Linked DNA regions of Mus musculus: region 2 is linked to region 1. A link is a loop called in an ENCODE intact Hi-C map of the cell type or tissue named here. Cell type or tissue: heart. All regions are shown on one strand.

Evidence for each region. Peaks named below come from ENCODE experiments on the same cell type or tissue, not always from the same donor. Only the 100,000 strongest peaks of a DNase experiment are listed, where the experiment ranks them.
Region 2: it touches region 1 in a loop (3-fold over the local background); 4 of 42 quality-filtered maps call a loop at or near these places.

Annotation. Positions count from the first base shown.
Region 1 is chr2:159,350,374-159,358,373 of GRCm38, reverse strand. No RefSeq gene overlaps it. Among named protein-coding and RNA genes, the nearest start is that of Gm25090, 220 kb to the right of the region's middle. In heart, no CTCF peak of the experiment used is centred here; DNase peaks (open chromatin) are centred at 1,593 and 3,933.
Region 2 is chr2:159,487,276-159,495,275 of GRCm38, reverse strand. No RefSeq gene overlaps it. Among named protein-coding and RNA genes, the nearest start is that of Gm25090, 350 kb to the right of the region's middle. In heart, no CTCF peak of the experiment used is centred here; a DNase peak (open chromatin) is centred at 4,005.

The DNA.
Region 1 (8,000 bases):
TTTTTCTCTAAAGGAATAGCCATCTGCCCGTGCTTCTGCTGCCTTTCTCTACCGCTCATCTGTTTCACCTCTGGTGCTGACCAAGCTTCCATGGCTTTTTCAAGGCTCTTTCCGCTGTGCCCAACCCCTTTCTCTGAGTTACCAAACTTACACTGTTTTAACTACCATCACTTTGAACTCAGTCTTGCTGTACAGAAGATCAAGACCTCTCTGCTTCCCTTTCACGCGTCTCTTAGCTAACCTACCCCTTCTTTCACAAATATTTTAGGTTAAATTATATCAAGTGTCACACAAACCTGTGTGGATTTTGATTAACTTTATTATCAAGTGAATACATTGCTCATCAGAGAATCAAGATGCCATTAAGTTTAAAAAGACAAAGCCTGGGGTGAAAACTTGTGGTATCTTCAGGTTTAGGGGACACTTGATTTGGGATTTTTCTTTGGCCTTCTGTGCTTACTCAGTAGGTATATAGGAATGCAGACCTGAGGAGAGAGATGTGTATCAAAATCCAGCTTCAGGCATCCCAGATTCACGGGTCTCATTAAGGTCAAAAGGGCTGCACTATCATAGCCTCAGCCTGAATGACAGGTTCATGTGACAACAGTTGTGGATGTCACTATAAGCTCTACTTTAGTGGTCCAGCATCTCTCAGGAATGCAGCAAGCCCATACTTGACCTCCATCATGACACCCTCAACAAAGGCATGGAATCCATCCATCCCCAGTCCTGGCTGAGCTTACACCACCACTTATATTAATGTTTTATTCATCCTCTCCATAACAGGAGATCCTCCGAACACACAACTCTTTAGCCGCATTGGCTGACAGTTTGGTATATTATAGTCATGGCATCTCCCTGTAGATGCTGGATCGACTCACAAGAGCCATCTTGTCTAACGCCAACAGCCTCTACACAGATAGGAATTTGAACTGCTATTTCAATCAGCTTAAGTTTATCATAAAAATTCCATTCCACCCACAGCAACCACATTGGAGAGGCTCAACTGTCCAGTTTCTATGTATGGTTTCCACCTTAGGTGTAGTTCTATGACTCCAGAAGATTCCCATAGACTCCCGGTTGCTGTCACAGAGCCTCGTGGCATTCTCTCACTCCCCCCATAGTCACTACATCTCAGGGGACACCAGAGCTTCCCATGTCACAGCCACTGACCTGTCTCTCCCTTTTAACCATTCTCTGAATTTCCCTCCCACAAGCCCCTCTGATTTCCTGTGATTTGGCTCATGCCCCTCTCCCTTCTCAGGGCTCTCTGTGCCGTAGGGTTTTTCTTCGTCCACAGCTCTACTCAAATATTCTCCCCAGTCACTTTTCAGAGCACCCATAAAGCCACTGCCCGCTTCTTTACTGTACTCTTACTGAGTATTGTGGCTGGGAGGTTCCCCTTGTAAACTAAATCCACGAAGTATAGTGTGGGCTTCAGAAGCAGCTCTTGATCACCAGAGCCCAGCCCAGTGCCTGTATCCAGACATCATCAGTGCATACGAAACAGAGTCTGCTCTAGCACAAACTTTCTCCCCCAGTTAATCTATCCCCTCCCAGCACCACTCTCCCTTATTGCTTAACCTCAGGCTGCCCTCCCACTTGCCACTCACCTCCCCCCACATTTAATTACATCTTCATCAGATGTGCAAAACGGTCTACTTGGCTCCCTGTGTAGTTTAAAGTGTTTGTGTAAACAGCAGAGAGATCCTGTTAATTATAAAGACTTCCTTACATTCACTGCAGCCGGTTCCGGTCTGCTCTGATGGCAAAGGAGATAGGACAAGCCATTCGGAGACAGGAAGGAGTTTATTGAAAAGGATAGTACTAGCCTTAAAAAGAGCAATAGGAGCATGGTTGTACTCAGGCATGCTGAGTGTGTGTGTGTGTGTGTGTGTGTGTGTGTGTGTGTGTGTGTGTGAGTGCGCGTGCTCATTCGTGTGCATGCACCTGCATAACAACTCATATAACTCAGGATTTATTCCCCCTAATCTGAGAAAAGACTCCCAAGGAAAGATGCAGGGAGAGGGGACAGAAAGGAGATCAAAAGGAGACACAGAGCATAGCAAAAAAGCAAACAGGGAGAAAGCTGGGACAGAGCAAAGGCAGAGTAAGAGAAGGAGAAAGTAGATGGATCCAGGATCATTGTCCATGGCAGGGAATTGAGGGTGCAGATGTCCCAGCTGCTTCCCCATCACAGCACACAGCATGCCTGCCCTGCTTGACTACAGGGCACAGCTGGCATCATGAACGGGCAATGCCAGTGTGCAGAATAAACAGCCATCAGTAGAACACTGAAAACCAAGCTCAACCTCAGCCACTGGAGCCTTGAGTGTCGTTCACACTTATCTAATTCTGCTCCACAGAGAAAACAGACAACCAAAAGCCTGGAAAGGCAGAATGCCTGCCCCCCTATGAGCAACAGACACTTTGGAATGTCCAAGCTAGGACTCTTCATTCTCTTAGGTGCAGATGGTGCCAGGTTGAGGCTTCAGGGAAGCAGGTAAATTATGAGTAAACCTGCCAAAGTAGAGCATCTGGAGTTACCAGCTCTGGATGTGCCAGACACACCACTTGAACAGGGGTCATTTTTCAATAACAGCAAGAGGATGCTTTTGAGTTCTGTAGACTCTTGACTGACTCTTGTCTCTTTCCAGACACCTCAGAAATGCTCTCCTGAGTACTATCAGCTTGGACAGCATGCTTTCACATTCACGGATTCCTTCAAATATTTATCAAATGCTTTCAGTTGTTGACCATGGATAGATGCTATAATAACAGAAATGTTCCTCACAGCTAGGGAATTTAGCTCATGGTGAGGGCAATCAAACATTAACTAAATAATTATAGGGGCACTAGAATCCCATATGTGGACAACAATTTATTAATTTTTTATTTTATGCAAATGAATGTTTTGCATATATATGCATATATGTACATATATATGTGTATATATGTGTGTGTATATATATGTGTGTGTATGTATGTGTATAAATATATATTTGTGTAACACATGAGTGCCTGGTGTTTGCAGAGGCCATAAAGGGTGTTGGACCTCTGGATCTGGAATTAAAGATGGTTATGAACTACCATGTGGTTGCTGGGAACTCAGGTCCTCTGGAAGAGCAGCAACTATTCTTAACACTGAGCTGTCTCTCTAGCCCCATATGCAACAAATTAAAAGAACACGGTGGCCTCAAAAGAATTGAAGTAGGGACTCCATCAGATATTACACATAAATATTTATAACAGAATTATTCACAACTTAAAGAACAACAACACACTTAAATACATGGATATTTATCTGGTTAAATGAATTATAGCATACACAAAGTATAGCATGTACAAGTAAGAGAATAGTATTCAGCATGAAAAATAAAAGAATTTAGAATCACTACAAAGATGAATTCCTCCAAACATGCTAAGTGAAAGAAGACACACATAAAATGTGACATATTATGTTATTCTTTTTATATGAAATATGCAGACTAGGTAAATTTATAGAGATCTGCTTGGGGTGACTCTCGGGAGTAAGAAATGGAGAATCCTTACTTAATGGGCACAACATTTCCCTTGGGGTGATGAAATGTTTTAGAAAAAGATGAAGACAGGGCGTCACACAATACCGTAGAGGTGTTCAGTGCCACTTAAAAGAGATAACAGTGTGGGAATTGTTACTCAATTTTTTTTAAGAGTGTGTTTCAAAAAATATGGAACATGACTGGATAACTTACATTATGGTAGGGGCTTGGGAAAGGCAACTAGACAGAAGCATCACATGTGGAAACTGGAAGGGTAAACAGGAGTAGTAGATGGCCGTGGGCTCCAGACAGAGTGACTAAGGGCAAGGCAGCAAGGTGAGAAAGCTTGGCACATTCAGAGTGGGAAGGAAGTCCATGGCTGAAGTTCAGACAGCAAAGGAAGCTGTGGCTTGAGATAAGGCCACACAGGTGGGCGAGAGCAGGCTTTCATAGGCATCCTCTAGTTAGTTATTTATTTTGGCATCAGTGGACATCAGGAAGAGAAGCAGCACTGTGAAGCTTACATTGTAAGAGCAGTCTGGTTGCTTCAAGAGGCTGGATCAGGGGTTAAAAAAAATAATAGTTTATCCAATCCCAACTGATCAGCCCTAAACACATGGAGGTTCAAGCAATACTAAATGAACTCAGTAGTGTGGGGGTGGGGTGGGAGGTTGTGCAACAAAAATAATTAAAGAAGAAAAGATCTTGAATTTGAGAGGGAATAGGGAAGGTGGAGGAGTTAGAAGAGGAGGAGGAGATAGAGGAGGAGGAGTTAGAGGAGGAGGAGGAGGAGTTAGAGGAGGAGGAGGAGGAGAAGGAGGAGGAGGAGGAGGAAAAGGAGGAGGAGGAGAAGGAGGAGGAGTTAGAGGAGGAGGAGGAGGAGGAGGAGGAGGAGGAGGAGGAGGAAGAGGAATGATGTAAAGAAAGTACTCATATAAAATTCTCAAAACCTGAAATTTTTAAATTAAAAACTGGTGGGTTCCTGGATACGAATTTAAGCCCTCTATCTCTCCCCATCCTGCTCTCTTTCAACCCCCTGATCTTCTGTTATTTTATATGGATGGTTATTTTGTATGTTATTTTATATGGATGGTTATTTTATATGTTATTTTATATGGAATCAGTGTTTCCATTGCTGTTGCTACTGGGGCTGTTTAGAGTTTCCTATGTGAGTATTGTATTTATCCCATTTACACTCCATTCCCTCCCCTCCCAACCCATGCTTCTCCCCCACTTCCTCCCAAACACACACAGATAGAAATACAGCCTTCTGAGTCCATTTATTGTCGCTTATGTGTTTGTGTTTAGAGCTGACCACTTGGGATTAGCATACCTAGCAAGAAAAAACAAAGAGTCAAGAAAACAAAGAACCCAATTAAAGCAATGGGCTACAGCTCTGAGCAGAGTATTGCCCAAATTAAAAACAAAAAAAAATGGCTATGAAATATCTCCAAACATGTTCAACATTCTTAGCAATTAAGGAAATGCAAATTAAAACCACCCCAATCATAATCGTTAAGATCTAAGACCAAGAAAACAGTCCCTCCTCCTCCCCCTCCTCTCTCTCTCTCTCTCTCTCTCTCTCTCTCTCTCTCTCTCTCTCTCTCTCCTTACCACTCTTTCTCCTTCTGCAATACACTTAGGAGGAAAATGAGGTATTATTCAGACCTTGAAGAAAAGACATTATCAGAAACCACAGTGTAATTCTAGAAATCACCCCTATTCTTCAAAATTTGACTGGGAGCCATGATTAATGTAACATGGCACAAAAACAGCAAAAGAGGTATGAAACTGGAGAGCAAAAGACAAATTTATCATTATTTGTGGACAACATAGTAGTACACATAAAAATTTTCATGAAAATCTGTAGGCCAAATACTAATGGAATTACAAGATTCATCAAATATTTGAAGACCACCACCAACAAATAATACAAATGTATACCAGAAAAGTTATCTGTCAGAAACAGTAATTAAATTATAAAGTACAGCATTCATGATTATAACCAACAATCAAATATCCAGCCTGAACATGACACAGATATGGAAAAGTTTTATGAATGAAATTATTTTTGCTGTAAAACATAAAATAATAACCAAACAAGTAAGACAAATTTCCTGAGAAGATTTGATGTCACAAACAAATCTCTAATTTGATTTTATTGTGAAATGCAATCTCAACCTACAAGTCAATTTTCAATTGAAACTTCATTGGTCAACTCTTTTTTTTTTTTTTTTTTTTTTTATTTTATTTTTTTATTTTTTATTTTTTTTTCATTTTTTTTTATTAGGTATTTAGCTCATTTACATTTCCAATGCTATACCAAAAGTCCCCCTTACCCACCCACCCCCACTCCCCTACCCACCCACTCCCCCTCTTTGGCCCTGGCGTTCCCCTGTACCGGGGCACACAAAGTCTGCGTGTCCAATGGGCCTCTCTTTCCAGTGATGGCCGACTAGGCCATCTTTTGATACATATGCAGCTAGAGTCAAGAGCTCAGAGGTACTGGTTAGTTCATAATGTTGTTCCACCTATAGGGTTGAAGATCCCTTTAGCTCCTTGGGTACTTTCTCTAGCTCCTCCATTGGGAGCCCTGTGATCCATCCATTAGCTGACTGTGAGCATCCACTTCTGTGTTTGCTAGGCCCCGGCATAGTCTCACAAGAGACAGCTACATCTGGGTCCTTTCAGTAAAATCTTGCTAGTGTATGCAATGGTGTCAGCATTTGGAAGCTGATTATGGGGTGGATCCCTGGATATGGCAGTCTCTACATGGTCCATCCTTTCATCTCAGCTCCATACTTTGTTTCTGTAACTCCTTCCATGGGTGTTTTGTTCCCACTTCTAAGGAGGGGCATAGTGTCCACACTTCAGTCTTCATTTTTCTTGAGTTTCATGTGTTTAGGAAATTGTATCTTATATCGTGGGTATCCTAGGTTTTGGGCTAGTATCCACTTATCAGTGAGTACATATTGTGTGAGTTCCTTTGTGATTGTGTTACCTCACTCAGGATGATGCTCTCCAGGTCCATCCATTTGGCTAGGAATTTCATAAATTCATTCTTTTTAATAGCTGAGTAGTACTCCATTGTGTAGATGTACCACATTTTCTGTATCCATTCCTCTGTTGAGGGGCAATTGGGTTCTTTCCAGTTTCTGGCTATTATAAATAAGGCTGCTATGAACATAGTGGAGCATGTGTCCTTCTTACCAGTTGGGGCTTCTTCTGGATATATGCCCAGGAGAGGTATTGCTGGATCCTCCGGTAGTACTATGTCCAATTTTCTGAGGAACCGCCAGACTGATTTCCAGAGTGGTTGTACAAGCCTGCAATCCCACCAACAATGGAGGAGTGTTCCTCTTTCTCCACATCCTCGCCAGCATCTGCTGTCACCTGAATTTTTGATCTTAGCCATTCTCACTGGTGTGAGGTGGAATCTCAGGGTTGTTTTGATTTGCATTTCCCTGATGATTAAGGATGTTGAACATTTTTTCAGGTGCTTCTCTGCCATTCGGTATTCCTCAGGTGAGAATTCTTTGTTCAGTTCTGAGCCCCATTTTTTAAGGGGGTTATTTGATTTTCTGAGGTCCACCTTCTTGAGTTCTTTATATATGTTGGATATTAGTCCCCTATCTGATTTAGGATAGGTAAAGATCCTTTCCCAGTCTGTTGGTGGTCTTTTTGTCTTATAGACAGTGTCTTTTGTCTTGCAGAAACTTTGGAGTTTCATTAGGTCCCATTTGTCAATTCTCGATCTTACAGCACAAGCCATTGCTGTTCTGTTCAGGAATTTTTCCCCTGTGCCCATATCTTCAAGGCTTTTCCCCACTTTCTCCTCTATAAGTTTCAGTGTCTCTGGTTTTATGTGAAGTTCCTTGATCCACTTAGATTTGACCTTAGTACAAGGAGATAAGTATGGATCGATTCGCATTCTTCTACATGATAACAACCAGTTGTGCCAGCACCAATTGTTGAAAATGCTGTCTTTCTTCCACTGGATGGTTTTGGCTCCCTTGTCGAAGATCAAGTGACCATAGGTGTGTGGGTTCATTTCTGGGTCTTCAATTCTATTCCATTGGTCCACTTGTCTGTCTCTATACCAGTACCATGCAGTTTTTATCACAATTGCTCTGTAGTAAAGCTTTAGGTCAGGCATGGTGATTCCACCAGAGGTTCTTTTATCCTTGAGAAGAGTTTTTGCTATCCTCGGTTTTTTGTTATTCCAGATGAATTTGCAAATTGCTCCTTCCAATTCGTTGAAGAATTGAGTTGGAATTTTAATGGGGATTGCATTGAATCTGTAGATTGCTTTTGGCAAGATAGCCACTTTTACAATGTTGGTCCTGCCAATCCATGAGCATGGGAGATCTTTCCATCTTCTGAGATCTTCTTTAATTTCTTTCTTCAGGGACTTGAAGTTTTTATCATACAGATCTTTCACTTCCTTCGTTAGAGTCACGCCGAGATATTTTATATTAT
Region 2 (8,000 bases), 140 kb before region 1:
TTTAAACTCACCTGGGCCTTCTTTAGATTTTTCACTTAAAATAAAACTTTTAGGGGAAAAAACAGACAAAGAAATAAACTAAAAATCATAATTATCTAATGTTTTGTTTTCAAAATGATAATTTTCCTTAGGCAGTGGGGTGGAGAGAAAGCAGGTTAATCAGACACCTAGAGCTTGTCTCTGGGTTTAGGGAAGCATGGAAGTGGAATACAGAGTTGGGATGCTTCCAGTAACAACAACAGAAGCAAAGAATTCATATAACATTGAAGATTTCTTCGCCGCTCAGGTAAAATGTACACAGGTAAGTAGCCCAGAGCTAGTACAGCATCTCCACAAATGCATCTGGGCCCTATCTTTAGATCCTACTATATTTCAGCATGTAACTACTCATTTCAAAAATAGCTGCTGGGATTCCAGCTACTGTCATGCTAATTCCAGAGAAGAAGGAACAAAGCACCTAGAAGATCCTTCTCAGTTCTAATAGCTTCCCTCCATGCATGTACGTACACATACTATGTTTGTATACTTGTGTGTTCATCCATGTATAATATATAGGCCAGAGGTCAAAACTGGTAGTCTCCTGTGCTTGTTTTCTATTTGCTTTATTGAGACAGAATCTTTTACTTAATACTTTTTCTTCACAAACTTGGCTAGACTAGCTGACCACCGAATCCAGAAGATCAATATGTCTTTGCCCCCATTGCTAGTGGTGTGGATGCACATACCTGACTTACATGATGGTGCTAGGGATCTAAACTCCAATCCTCAGGCTTGCACGCCATGCATCTTGTCTACTGAGGCACCAGCCCTATTTGATGATTGCCCTTTTTTTTCCTTTAAAGATTTATCTATTCTCACTTAACGTGTATGAGGCTTTTACCTGTGTGTATGTAACAGTGCTTTGTGTATGCCTGGAGCCCAGGAAGCCAGAGGACAGTATTGGATACTTTGGAACTAGAGTTAAAAGTGATTGTAAACAGCTATGTGGGTTCAGAGGAGCAAACTTGGATCTGGAAGAGGAGCAAATGCCCTTAGCATATGAGCCATCTTTGATAACTCTCATTACACAGCCTCTATACAACCTTTTAGATTAGCAATAACTAGAGAGTAGTCACATGGCCATTCCAGGATGCAAAGGAATTTGAAAATGTCAGTGTCTTGTTGGGAAATAACATTCTAAACAAAATCGCCTCTACTCTCCTACTCACCACAACACCCCAAAAAGGACAGACTAATTTTGAGTAACGCATAGAAACCTCAGTCAAAGAGAAAGATTTGGGGCACCAGAGTTGGACTGTTTTAGTGCTAAGCATGTGATGGCCATGTTGCTAGGCCTCTCTGGCATGTTTCCTAGGTACAGTCTGGAATGGCTAAATAATCTCAGGGCAGTGATCCCTGAGTCTCTGGTACCCTGTCTTATCTAGACATCTTCCAGCACTGTAAACATCGGTGTGCAGTCACTTTCTCCTGACTTATAATCCACAGAGGTCATTGGCTCATTCAGCCCACGTGTTCCTTTATGTGGGACAAACAGGAGAACATGACTTTGGTTGGTGACCAGCAACCGGAAAAAGAAGGCGAGGGGGGGAAACCCAGCAGGAAATGTATCTCTCAGCCAAGGTCATGCCTTCAACCCTCAGTGATGGCATAGGGAGGAGACGCTTTCCCTGTCTACTCTCCTCTCATCCATTAGTTCTACCATTATTTAGGCTGCACTTTTTACTTTGATAAAATAATTCCTCCAGAAATGCAGGTATGACGACTTGGGAACTGCTGAATGGCTTGGGAACTTTGCCAAGCTTTGTACACCCAATTTGCTGTCAGAGTCTCAAAACCACCTCATGTAGTGAATGGTCTCTACCTTTCACAGTTCACTCTTAAGAGACATTATCTCATCCAGCCCTAAAAGGTAGAACATTTTAGTGTTGCTACACTTAGGAGGGAAGAAAGAGAAGACAGAATGGCCCACAGCTGTCTAATGCCATTATGGAAGATTACAAGGTGAGAGTGTTTATGTAGCTTTTTATAACGCAAACCCCACTCATATCACTATCTGAAGATTGCAAAAGGAAAACATTAATGGCAGGAACTGTTAGGGCAAAAATATCCTCTATGCTTTGGACCACATTATGGAAAGATATGTTTTATCAGGACAATATTACATTGGGTGTTTGCTGTTGTCTGCAAAGGAGTTTCTTTGGAAGTTAACCATTCTCTTGCCCGTGGAAGGAAGAAAGCAGGAATTGAAAAAGGAAATAACCAAAGGCACTTGAGGTCAGAAAAGCAGAGGTGCAGACCTGCTAGGCCTTTGTTCCCACAAAGACTCGACCCTTGTGATGAAGATCCCATTACTCTGAATCAGAAGCCCTTGAAAGATGTCCAAAGTGAAGAGTCCTTGTGTACAGTAGAGTCAGGGATGCTGACTGTGAGAAGGGAAACTTAAAGTGACAGAACAGAATTTGACTTACTGAACTGAAGGGCCGTACGAAAATGATATGGGAAGGCCTACAGAAGACAGATTCCACCCTGTTAGAAGGAATAACTGGAGGGAAGATAATCCTTAGAGATGTCCAGATAGTCTCAGCAGGGAGACAGTTCCCTGCCACTAGAGGAAACAGATGTCTATTTTGGAAAAAAAATTATCTAATATAAGGCATTGGCAAAACTCAATAATTTTTAAGACAGTTTTCATTAGTGCGTGTTAATTGTAAAAACTAATGAAAGCTTGCTAGATTGGGCCCAAGTCTTCATTATTTCATGCCAGACAATGGAATAGCTTCCAGCTTTGATCCTTGCCTTTCTACAGGAGCATGGACATTCTGTCTGAAAGTGAATCAAATCACATTATGCTGCCCAAGCCTTTCCATGAAATCTCATCTCACCCTATGTGAGAAGACAGTGTACTAAAGCTATGCAGACTACTCCCCTGCTGTGTCTTCGAATATACCCTTGCAGTCATTTTCCTGTCTCCTTCCAGTCAACCCATACTGGGTATTAGATTTTGTTTAAATAGATCAGAATCTCTCCCACCTTAGGGCCTCTGCACATTTTCTTTCCTTCATCTGGACTGCCCACCTCAGCTGACTCTATCAACCAATTACTAATCTCCAACTATTGCCTCAGGGAACATTCCCCCTATTCGTGTATTTCTTTCCTTGAATCCATGATGTATTTTTAAAATGATCACAGCCATCTTACATATTACATTTTTATTTACTAATTAATACATTCATCTGCCAACAGAATGCGGTTCTCAGTTTTGTTTACAAGGTATGGTCACAATGCTGTCAGAATGCTGGCAGAACCTGGTATGGGATAAATACTCAGAAGTAAACATCCAATGAGCAAGCGATGCTTCTCAGAGATAAGGCTACAAACACTGTGCACAGTGAGAACAGAACTTGAGATGGAGCCCTGATACCATCACACTCAATTCTACAATGTCTTTGCTGGTTCCATAAAGACCAGCATCCAAAGTCATGCTAATAAAGAGCAACCCAGAGAAGACTATACTATGGCAATCCAAGCAAAAGAAGAAGGCAATAGAGCTATAGAGCAAAGAGATGTTCCAGGATGTATAACTGGCCAGAGAAATGTCACTGAGGTTCTGAGTGTGACTTGCACAAAGCCACTTGGTTGCCTGAGAGTCACAGGCTTCGGCACAGCATGGCCACCTGGTCAGTGTTCTTTCCAGCATGGAGAAAGGAGGTGTAGGAATGTTTTCCTTGGCTGCCAGACTCCCAAATCAGGATCAATAGGATCAGATCCAGCCAGAGGTCTACTCCAGAAAGGACTGGACATTTGGTGTGTGCAGACAGCCCCAGGTACCAAGCTCTAGTTTCCATTACAAAAATAATAATAAAAGTCCGAGGGAAGTGAGATTGGAAAACCAAAGTAGGTAGAAGACTCAAGACATCCTCCTATTTGTTTTTCTTTTGTTTCTAGGCCCAGAGCCAGGAGGGCCCTCTTCCCAATGGTTGCCTGGTTACAGCCTGAGAGGTTCGCCAGGGTAACATCTGGAATAAAGGTGGGTGGGCAAGGAGCCAGGGCCTGCTCAACTTGAGTGGGATTGGCGAAGGAAAGGAAAATAGAATTTTTTTTTCCAATTACTGCCCAACCTTGAGGACAAAGGAAGGAAATATTTGAGATAAACAGAAAATATGTTAAAAGGTTTTCTTTAAAAGGTTATTACATCTCATTAACATAGCAGAAGAATAGAAGACGCAGGAGAACTCTGAAGTTAGGGCCATTTTCATAAACTGCTTTTTTGGCCTGGGCAATGTTACCCATGATTTTGAGAAACCATGAATTATTTTTTGTTCCTATTATTATTCTTGCATGCGGCCAGGTTCACAGTAAAAGGAACTACATTCAAATAGCTGGTACTGATGATGATGCAGAGGATGCTGTTGATGATATCATTGAAGTGCTTATCATCTTAAAGTATCTCCTTTAAACCTTCCAAATTTCTGGGATAAAATGTAGACTTGCAGATGATAGAGAATTCCGTACCCATTACCACACGCCCACCAAACAGGCTGATTCTGGTGCCTGCCCTTTCTTTGGCTGAGTACTCTTCTTCCTCCTACAAGTTAGCCCATCGTTAGTGACCATGCCCATTATATGCTACATGCTTTTCTTGGATTAGGAAATAGGTGAGTGTCAAGGTCACATACACAGGTGTATACTATCCAAGGCCAAATCACAGCTTGGTGTGATGGTGTGATCTCTCTCTCTCTCTCTCTCTCTCTCTCTCTCTATATATATATATATATATATATATATATATATTATATATAATATATAAATATATAAATAAATATTAAATATATATATATTTAAAGCTTTTGTGCTTACTGCCTTTTCTTCCATTAATTTATTTATTCATTCACTTTGCATCACAAATGGCCCATCTCCTTCCAGTCTCCCTCACACAGGCCTTTACCACTCCCCCTTCAGTTCTGAGTAGAGGGAGGTTTCCCCCACTGGGGAAATCCACCCTGGTACCTCAAGTCACTGCAGGATTAGGCACATCCTCTCCCATTGATGTCAGACTAGGCAGACCAGTTAGGGGAACAGGATCCACAGACAGGCAACAGAGTCAGGATAAGCCCCACTCCAGCTGTTGGGGACCCACATGAAGACCAAGCTACACATCTGCTACATTTGTGTGGGGGTGTGCCTACATCCAGTCCTTGTATGTTCTTTGGTTGGTGGTTCAATCTCTGGGAGCCCCCAAGGGTCCAGGTTAATTGACTCTGTTGGTCTTCTTGTAGAGTCTCTATCCCCTTTGGGATTTTGTCTTTCTTACTGCAAGCAAATAACACACACTCTCTTCACATTCCTTTTAAAGGGAGGAGGTGTATAGCTGTGTTTATCTCATGAAGATCTTGAAAACCTGTAATGAGAAAACATGCAAAGCACTTAGCACATTGAGACTATAAATATTCAATAAACATTTAGCTGTTGATATAATTATTGTATAAATTATATTCCAATTCTCCAGTTGAAGATACAATCAATGAGCACTAAGTTCCCCAAGAATCAGGAGTTGAGCAAACAACAACTGTCTTGAGGTAGACTCACACTCCACTTTATTCTGTTGCTTGCCCCAGTACTTCAACTCCACATTTCTAAAGAGAAAAGAAATGGACTTGTCTCCTGAGTCACCTATTGGCTCTTTCTCAATGTGCTTTAGGAATTACTGAATTAACTCATTCTCATGAGCATTTGCCAAAGATCTTTGGGTGCTGTGCAAGAACTCTGCAGATACTGAAGCATGGCTTGTCTCCTCTGGAGCCTCCCTGGGAAAAGCTGAAATTGTGACTAAATCTGCACATGCTTTTTGTGTGTGTTTTAATTGAGACACCATTCTGAACACCAGCTATGGTTCATGTAGTGTTTATTCTAAATCTTTTGTATTTCTAGCTTCTCAGATAGACAAAGACTAAGGATGCTGGCCTTGTAATTACATTGGCTTTAGTTTTAAATCAGTGACTCTGCTTCTTTTTCTTTTTCTTTTCCTTTTTCTTTTTCTTGTTGTTGCTGTTCTTCTTCTTCTCCTCCTCCTCCTCCTCTTCCTCCTCCTCTTCTCCTTTTTTTTCCTCTTATTCCTCCTCCTCCTCTTGCCCCTCCTCCTTCCCTTCTCCTCTCCTCTTCCTCCTCCTTTTCTTTTTCTTCAAATTTCTCATCTATAACATATTGATCACAGTAATGACAATTGTATCTGTTTCATATGCTGGCCAAGATGAAGACAGACATGTAGATCAGTTTCTGACTCATTAAAAAAATGCATGTATCCTAAGCAAACTGTCAATGTAACCCTGGAGCAAGACTTGGCAATCGTCATCTTTATGATATTATATGTTAGGGTCACTTTGATTTTAATTGCTATAACTCAAAGTAGGTTTCCCTTTCCTTACCTATATACAAAAATAACAAAATAAAAATACAGGCTATCTTTGGGCAGAAACAGTCACATGATTAAAAGAAATCCACAGCTAGAATATGTGTTCAGCCAGGTAGTGCCCATGACTAATGTGTTTGTCGCTGTCCCTATAACATATATCACAGGTGCTGGCACCATATGCAAGTTTAATAATTACTAAGTAAGTGTGATGAAGAAGTGTGCTGGTTTCTGATGATGAATAATTAGCAACTGAATCTAGGATGAACCTGATCATCAGGGTGAAGTTCAAAGGAAAACTTTTTATGAACTACCCCATTCAATGTTTGAGTCAGATGTGTGGCACTTTTCCAAATGAAGTCCCCATCAATGTGCGGCTCAAGAGATTGACATTTGTAGTCAAAGAGATACAACAGGTAGTTATAGAGGCCAATGTGGACATTCAAAAGATTCAACGCATACATTTATTTGACACTTATAAAGTACCCATCCTTGCTGTGTTTATCACTTCAGATTCAACAATGGACAAACCACAATCTATTACTCAGGGAAATGCAAAGAGCTGAAGAAGTAGGAACAGAAGTAAAATAAATAAATAAATAAATAAATAAATAAATAAAAGAAACCCAGTGGATTAATGCCTATACCAAGTCATTATATGCAAATGGATGAATGGAATAACTTGGGTAGTCAGCAAGGTAGGAATGAGAAGATTTCATCCACTGCAATCTTGAGTAGTGATTTTTATGCATCCAATTAGGGAAAGCACATCCCAAGTAGAGGGACCAACTTTCTCCAAGGCAGAAGGATACCAGGATAACCTCTTGTGCACTGTGTGAAGATGAAGGTCCTTCCTCATCTGCCTCAGACACTTTCTGGTTGATTTAATAAGGAGCTGAATGGCCTATTGAAAAGCAGGAAAGGATAGGTGGGGCTTCTGAGCAAAGATAGTTAACTCTGGAAAAGAATCCTAGGCTGGAGATTCACCATGAAGTCAGAGGTGATAGATTCTCCAGCCAGATGTGGACGAAGAAGCTAGTGCCAGTACTAAAGAAGAGGTATCTTACAGGCTAACACGGCAGAACTTAAATTAGAATAAATAGGTTAATTAGATTGTAAGAGCTAGTTTGGAACAAGCCCAAGCTGAGGCCAAGTTTTCACAATTAATAAAGGTCTTCATGTCATTACTTGGGGAGCTGGTGAGCCAGAGACAGCTCAGTTATAGAAGAGTGTGATTGGGCACACAATGTAAGTGGAGAAGTAGTTGCCATGGAGCCTGGGGATACAGATGGGAACACTTATTGAACTGTTCCTACACTGTGCATCCTGAGATTGTTCTGAGTAACAGAACAAGATTCTGAGTTACAGAAAGGAGCAAGGGACAGATTTCCAAATCAGAGATGACATTATCAGGGTCAATGACAAATTGTTTGCACATGGAAAGAATGGTGTAAGAGACATTTTATCCACACACAAAATGGGAGCAGAAATATGTGAAAGAAGATAATCGACTCAGTTTTGTCTTTGCTTATTTTCACACAACTATACAATAACCAAACAAGAAGTAGAGACCCTGGACACAGTGAGACTGCAG